Linked DNA regions of Mus musculus: region 2 is linked to region 1. The links are chromatin contacts, found by Hi-C or POLR2A ChIA-PET in ENCODE. All regions are on one chromosome and are shown on one strand. The core of a region is the stretch at or near the end of the contact, and the rest is flanking DNA. Distances in the headings are between cores, read along the strand shown. Region 1 holds the start of 4933402D24Rik (RIKEN cDNA 4933402D24 gene). Region 2 holds the start of Creb1 (cAMP responsive element binding protein 1).

Evidence for each region. A loop is a pair of places that touch in the nucleus more often than their neighbours do. ChIA-PET counts read pairs that join two places held with the same protein, here RNA polymerase II (POLR2A).
Region 2: a map of left cerebral cortex shows a loop between it and region 1 (2.1-fold over the local background). The contact joins the promoter of Creb1 here to the promoter of 4933402D24Rik in region 1. A Hi-C loop is called at or near these places in 2 of 37 maps with a recorded cell type or tissue (both left cerebral cortex). POLR2A ChIA-PET finds 5 or more read pairs at or near these places in 2 of 5 experiments (Patski and embryonic stem cell).

Annotation. Positions count from the first base shown.
Region 1 is chr1:63,767,318-63,771,346 of GRCm38, forward strand. 4933402D24Rik (RIKEN cDNA 4933402D24 gene) reads right to left here and starts at 1,950. Exons shown (of 3, transcript NM_001256158.1): 1 at 1,864-1,950; 2 at 1,068-1,225. The coding sequence starts at 1,888.
Region 2 is chr1:64,530,650-64,534,440 of GRCm38, forward strand. Creb1 (cAMP responsive element binding protein 1) reads left to right here and starts at 2,155. Exons shown (of 9, transcript NM_009952.2): 1 at 2,155-2,371.

The DNA.
Region 1 (4,029 bases), core at 700-3,199:
AAAACTCAGTCATAGGCTCTGTGTGTGTGTGTGTGATAGCTTTTCCCTCATGACCTAGTACCTGAGATAATGAGTACAAGAGTAGCAAATGTTTAATTTTTGCTCATGGGTTCAGAGGTTTTAGGCTGCAGTTGGAAGAGTATTTGATGAGTCTGTTTAAGCAGACTGAAGCCCTCCCACTCCTTCAAAATACAACAGCCACTGATTTTTAAGCATTTCCCTTAAAGTTTAAGTAAACAAAACATCCAACTCTGAGAACCATCTTACCCATTTACAGGTGAAGACACCAAGACTCCCACTTTACTATGCCACATAACTCTGAGGAAGTTATTTAAATTCCTAGCTACTACATTCCACATATTATATATATTATAGTCTTGTAGCAATCAGAAGCCAGTTGTTTTCAAGAAAAAGTCTTAATGTTCTTATTTTTATAATAGAATATGAGAGAACTAGCACATTATAAATGGGTGGCCATTTTCATTTTGAAGTGAGTTTTACCTTGGATGAGAAAGGTTGTTTGTCTTTTCTTTCTGTATGTTGATCTATGGGGAGTCAAGGATAGCAGTGCTGTTGGGCCAAGGATGAGGACACCCAGTTTGTAGGCTCTACCTCTACCATGTGAATGGTCCAGACCTTGGTTTTTTCCACTCTATGAAAGATGAAGCTGGAGTAGATAATTTCTAAGACAGGACGTGCTTCCACCTTTAAAAATTCTCAACATAAGCTGCAATTCTCCAACCCATCATCCTAAACCAGGCTTTAAACTTCTGGATGAATAGGCTTCCATCCCAGGACCAAGAATATGCAGTTCCTCTTAAATCAAACTCAACATTAAATTGCACTGCAAACAAAAAGTTTCACACGGTTTGAATGTTGCTGTGTAGAATTTAATGAGCTCCATATGCCTGACCTCTGGAAGGAAATGATGTTGGGAACTGTAGCTGGGGAAGAGGCTAAGGGCATCAGCATCTGCTGTGAGTTACTTGGAGGGAAGGGAACCGACCGCATTTTTGTATCACTGCCAAGCTGGAGAGGTGGAAACGCTTTGCAATCTGTGCGCTCACCTTCTGAGAGCGGGCTGACAGTTTTCCAATGTTTTCCTTGCTCTTCGGGAAGTTGTGGAGGACAGCAGATTCTAACTTCCTTTCTGTAGCTGCAGCAAACATCTCAAGTCTGCGGGGGCAATTGGGTTTCAGGTCCGTGCTGAAGAGAGCAGGCTGTCCTAGGAGACACATGAATGATGTGACTGACCACTAGACTTGTTTGAAAGAATCTGCTATCCCTGCTGGGCCCTTCCTAAAACCCGGGTCTGATAACAGCATCCTTTCTCCTTATTAATATATATACATACATCCTCTCTGCTATACACAGACTGTCAAATTGGACCTGGATGCACTTTGGAAAGGTTCTTTGGTCTTCTATCTTTACCCTCTTGTGCCCCATCTACGGACCCCTCAACAGCATTCAGGTTTCATCTCTCTGGACTTTCTAAGTGCTTTCTCCTCTGCGGTGTCCCTACCATCTGTTTATCACGCAGGATGCTCCTGCACCACACAACTCATTGACCACTTTGCAGGATGCGTCTCCATTCTCCCCTTTGCCCTCTGTGCTTTGTCTTTTCTGTCTCATAACCCTGTTGGAGTGAGGAGGGGGCTGTGCAGTCTGCTCCCAGTCAGTTGGAAAGGTTTTTGTGAATGAGACCTTGTGGGCTCCTTTCCTTTATTTTCTGGGGGCAGAAAACAATCTAATTTCAGTAAATGTTGGTTAAATGAAGACAGGAAAGAAGGAAGCTAGGGCCAGAAATTCTTCAGGGCAACGCAAGAGCCTGTCTCTTAAGGCTTCTTGGATTCCTCTGGTTACCTCGTCTAAAATAATTCATGTCCATCAGCTGTTCTGCGGCACATCCTTTCTGAAGACTATTGTCTAATGGTAGGAGACAGTTAGTGTTCTACTGACCATAGGGGGTTGCTATGAAACAGAACAGAACAGAGAGCATCAGCAGATTCCTCATCTTCTCACAATGCTGCTGTGTGCCCTGTACAGACGACACCGAAAGACTCTTCTCTTAGAGATGTGCTGCACAAAGTCATTTTCTGTGTCACTCGTTGCAAACAGACAGTTCTCTCCAATTGGAGAGGCAACCATTTATGTCTTTTGTCATAGAGTAGGATTCCATTCATATTTTTGTTCCTACATTCATTTCAGAGGGTTTCTCAAGACCTGAACTATTTTTTGGCAAACTATCACTTTTCTTCCTGGTACTAGACTCAGAGAATAAAGGCCATTTATGCTTTTTTTTTTTAATTATTAAGAGTTGTATCAAAATTGAAAATCAGAATTCTGCGTTGTCATATTTTCATGAGACATGGCAGTATTCAAACACATTGTCTCATGTGATTTTTGCAACAGACTTGTGACATGAACGAGGCAAATATCAGAGGTAGAAAAATCAGAGGTAGAAGGTGACATGATACTGTGGGTGGGTGACTCCCCTCTCAATCCCAGTCATCTTAAGTGAGGAGGACCACTAGCCGTGCAGAACAGCATGGTTTGGGTTACCTTTGCAAGTGTTTAAATCCCGAGTCAGGCAAACCATGTTGGGTGCTGCCTGCTTCCCGTTGTCATGTTCTTCATGCGTGATAGGATTGAGGGAGGAAAACAAGAAGGACTGACCATTCTTTTAGTGACCGTTTTAATGTAGAATCACAGCTGAATTTACTTGGAGGGGGGAGGCCGGTTGTAAGATTATTGTTTTTCTTCTTTTTGTTTTAAACTGAGACTATCTGTCCCCTTTCATCATTTTCAGAGAACTGCTAGGGCAGACGTTGGGAAGGAATATAGCAAGTCCATTTGTTAGAATACCTGGACCCTCCTCAGAAAAGGTGAGGGTGATCAGTATGTTAAGAGCTCAGTTAAAAACAGGGAACATTAAAAGCAGGTAAACTGGGGGTTCCCTGTGAACACGTGCCTTCGTTAGAAAAATGGAATTTGAGGCTCTAAAACACAGCCTGTTTCCAAGTAATTGCTGAGTTCCCCCAAATCTTGTTTAACATATTGCTGGGATAATGCATATGAGATGGTTAAAAATGGAAGGGAGAAAAAAAAATTCCCCAACACCCTTAGAGGAATTTGCAATTCATAAAGTTACTGCCAATTTTGCATTATAGTTGCCATGGCAGCCGTGCTAGGCTGCTGCTCAAACATTCCTCAGAAGGGGAAGGAATAGTATATAATAAGCTCTTCAAGTGTAATTTTTTATTGTAGTTGAATTAGTGTGTAATTCTCGTGTGAGCAGCCCAGTAATCCGTGAATGCGCACTCTAGCAACGATGCCGATTTCTTATCTCTGCGTGCTTATGCAATCTATGAAAAAGTTGCTGCCTGCTCCCAGTGCTTGCTAATTAATTATTAAAAAATAACAAAAAAAGCATTAGTGGCAATTAATTAATTACAAAAGCAAAAGCACAAACAATAAAAACAGCATTTTGAACATGACTCCAAGGGCCTGGCCAGCTTGTTAAATGGAACTGCTTTCAGCCAAGCTTCAAGGCTGAGTTTTGTGTCTCACCCTGCTCCTTCCATGTTTGCGAAGTAGCCATCAGAGCCAGTTGTTAGACCAAAATAATGCTTTATTTTTGTCGTCTACATAGGGAGCGTTTTTGAAAAAAAAAAACCTAAATTTTCTTTGCTCAGCTTCTGGGGAGTGAGTCTAACAGGTTGCACCATCCAGGTCTGAAACAAAGGCAGTTTTGGCTTCAGTGCCCTATACCCCAGGCCTGTATTTCACTGAGGGAGAGACACTGTAGACAAGTCATTTTTATTAGTTTGTTTTGCATTGTGACAAAGTAGCTAAGGATGGGTAGTTTAGAAAGAAACCAGGTTTATTTAGCCATAGTTTTAAAAACTGAAATCCTAAACAACACAGTGGCAGCCCTGGAGTGGCACCTCTGGCTACATTGCAACATGGCAGTGGCTATCACGTGGAAAGGACATGTAAATGGGAAAACTCACATAGTGAGACAGGAAG
Region 2 (3,791 bases), core at 905-3,404, 760 kb after region 1:
AGACAGTGATAGTCTATGTCTTGGTAAGAGTAAAGCATTCTGGGGAAAGAGGATGACAAGAGCAAAGCCTGGAGGTGAGAGCCTGACTTGGGAGGGAAAGCGGGAGAAGAGCCTGCAAATAAAGAGACTAGTAAATACGGCTGGGGAACAGAAAGTAAAGGAGACAGATGGAGGAGGGACAAGAGACAAGTCCAGAGAATGGTGCTAAAGCCAGTGTTGATGAAGCAAAAGGGAAGCCACTTGCAGGGCTTTAGGAAAGGCAGTGATCTAACTGAATCTGACTGGCAAATAGACTGGAGTGAGGCAGGGGCAGTTTTAGAGGATGTGGGTAGTGGCCACTGCAGGACTCCAGGCAAGAGACGAAGGCAGCTTAAAAGACTGGTGGAGAAGGCATGGGGACACAGCTCATACACCCAAGTTTTCAGGAAGCAGGCAATCCAGGGGAGCCTAATTGGTATCAGAAGTGGACTCGGTTCCCAATGTATCTGAATGATGTCCTGACCCTTTACTGAGCTAAGAACCGTGGGAGGAAGGGATATGAGAACTCGAGGTGAGTAAGACTACACACTGAGCATCTAGCCAAACGGACCCGGAGCAGAGGCTGCTGGGAAGAGGAATTCAGAGTCCCAGGGTGAGACCTAACTAAGACTGGAGTGTCTGAGAGAAGGCATTTGAAGCCAGTAGAAGAGGATGAGACCACCTAGGGCAAGAGATTACAGTAGGATTGTGGAGGATCCGGGCTCAGATGACTCCTGCACAGGAGTTAGATAAAGGAGAATCTAGTTGTTGAGGAGTAGGGTTAAAAGGAAAACTGGCAAGTGAAGAGGGGAGAGAGTGTTTGGAAGAGTCAAACAGCATCAAATGCTAGGATGGTCTTGAAAATGCAAGATGCAAAACTACATAGACAGGAAGACTGTGACAATTCAGAGCCACTGCAAATGGAGAGAGACAGTAAAAGACAGGTGGAACTCGGAAAGGAGCTTAAGGAGGAAGTTTCTATATTTTATTTATTGCCCACACATACTACTGTGATGTAAGTGCTGAGGTCAAAGGACAACTTATGGGAGCTGGTTCTCTCCTTCTACCACGTGGGTTCTCGAAATTGACCTTAGATTATCTGGCTTGGTGGCAAGGGCCTTTATTCATCTCACCAATGCCACAAGAGTCTTCTTAAAGAGAGGAAGAGACGTTAGCATGCTAAAAGTTCTGGTTAGAAACAAAAGAAAATTAAGCTACTCTTCAGTATAATGTCCTTGGGAAAGCGGGAACGGCTAGGACACACGGAATGAAGGCAAGCTCAGTGTTATAAAACGTCAACAAGGGCTGGCGTCCAGCAGGAACAAAACTATAGGAAGAGGGCTGAACGGCACAACAACAAAAGGTGAAGAACTGGCGGTTAGGGGCAACTCAGAGAGCAGTTGCGGTAGCTTTGAGGCTACGGAAGTCACACTGTCAAGTTCTGGGGTGCAAACGGTGGAAGCCACGCCGCAGCAGCGTGCCACCGCTGCAGAAAGGGCTGAGAAAAGTCAGCACAGGATGTCGCGGGCAGGTAGGGTGGGGATCTGTTTCAAGTGTTGAGAGCAGCATGGCTGATCATTTCTCCAGCCTCAGAGGGAGGACGGTACCCAGTACCTAGGGGCTCTGGCTGGCCGCAAAGCGGAGCTGAATCCCCACATGCCACCTGTGCCATAGCTTTCTTCCCAGCAAAGAACCAGCTCCGGCCCGGCAGACTCCCCTGGCCGGTAGCCGGCGTCTCCAACCTTCCAGCGCCGTCCGCGCGGCTCTGGGCCCTCGCGGCGCGTCAAAGTTCCCGGGCGGTCTGCTTCCGCCGCAGGATCAGACCGCGCGGGGGTTTCCAGCAAGTCCCCGCCACCCCGGGAATCCCCACACCACCCCAAATCTGGCTACACACAAACCCCGCTTCCTCCAAATCTCCTCAGCTGGCGTCCGAAGCCTCCACCCGCCACAGTGAGGCTCGGATCGTGCCTCCAGAGCGGGTCTCAAACCGCCTACACCAGCTTCCCCGGTCAACCCCTTCGCAGCGCCGGGAAGTAGCCGAAGGCCTTCGGCAGGTTCCGCCAGTAGCGCGGGGGCGGGGCCTGTCGAGCGGCTCCGGGTCGAGCTCGGCTGTTTCCGTGAGTGGCCGCTGCGCACTCGGCACTGGGCGGCGCTGGCTGGCTCCCTGGCTGCGGCTCCTCAGTCGGCGGCGGCTGCTGCTGCCTGTGGCCCGGGCGGCTGGGAGAAGCGGAGTGTTGGTGAGTGACGCGGCGGAGGTGTAGTTTGACGCGGTGTGTTACGTGGGGGAGAGAATAAAACTCCAGCGAGATCCGGGCCGCGAACGAAAGCAGTGACGGAGGAGCTTGTACCACCGGTAAGAGGAGCAGGAGGAGGAGGCAGGAGCCGGAGAGAGCCGGGGGGACAGAGGGGGGCCGGGGAGGCGCCGGACACCCGCGCTCGGGGCCTTCCCCTCGCAGGAGGGGCCGCGGTAAAGATGGAGCCTCCGCCCGAGCCCCACAACACCGCCGCCGCTCGCAGCGAACAAAGAATAATGGCGGCGGACTGGAGCCAGCGGCGGCCGGGCGGCAGCGACTCTGCCTGCAGCCAGCGGCGGCGCTCATGGCGGGGGGCGGCCGGGCCGGGGCGGGGTGCGAGCGAGCGGGCGGCCGGCCGCGGCAAGCTGGCGCCCGCGTTCCCGCCGCCGGGCCGGGCCGGGCCCGGCCGTGCCGGGCGCGGAGCCGGAGCCGGCGCGGAGCGGAGCCGCCCCGGGGGAGGCCGCCCGCCGCCGCCCCCCGTTCCTCGCCGCCGCCGCCCGCCTGCTCGCACGCTCGCTCGCCCCGGCTGTGCCGGGCTGGCCGCCCGGGCCGCCGCCTGGGTGCCCGTGGGGGGTGGAGGAGGAGGAAGAAGAAGGAGACAGTTGAGGGCAGAGGAGGTGAAGGTGCTGCCGCCTTCGCGGCGGTGCCCGCTCGGCGAGCCGCAACGTCCGACCTGCTTTCCTCTACAGCGCTCTTTGTGCAATAAAGTTCGAAACCCAAGGTTTTCTCTGGTGCTGTATTTTATTCTTGCCCCTCTCCCCGGCTCCCACGCGGTCGGAGAAAATGCTGTTTTCTGCCCTAGGCTGTTTTAAGGGTTTGGGGTTTTTTGTTTTTGTTTTGTTTGGTTTGTTTTTGTTTTTTGTTTTTTTTTTACTATTTCCCTCACCCCTCGGCTTTGAAGATGAAGAACGAATCAGTAGTCCTGGGAATGCATTCTTTTGGGAAGGAAAGAGGTGCTAAGAAAACATACATGTAATAACTTTTTGCAGAAACTGTTGGGATCTTGTAAAAGGGAAGCTGGTGCTTGAAAACAGTTTCGGTTTTAACCCTTTCCACTAAGATAATGATCACTTGAGGTCAATCATTCTGAAACCCTTAGAAATTATCGAAGGGGAAATTAGTATTAGCGAAGGTACTTTTCGTTTTCTGTCATTTGAAGGGAGGCAGTCTTGCCAAGGTTTTTTGAGTCATCCGTATCTCCCCTTAGCCTCTGCCATGCTCCTCACACGCTTCTGTCTGAACTTTAATGGAGGATTGATATAATTCTCACTCTAAAAATAGTTATTGAAACTATCCATTATTTGTATATTGCCGTAGGTAATCCCAGCCTGAGGTTGATGGCAGTTTAAGCCAGCAGGGGTTGTGGTGTTCCTTTTTTTCCTTCACCTAGAACATCTGCAAAGGGGACTGTCAAAAGTCATTGACACCTTAAAGATCCAAAGACATTTTTAAAGGGCATTGCAGTATGACCTATTTAAA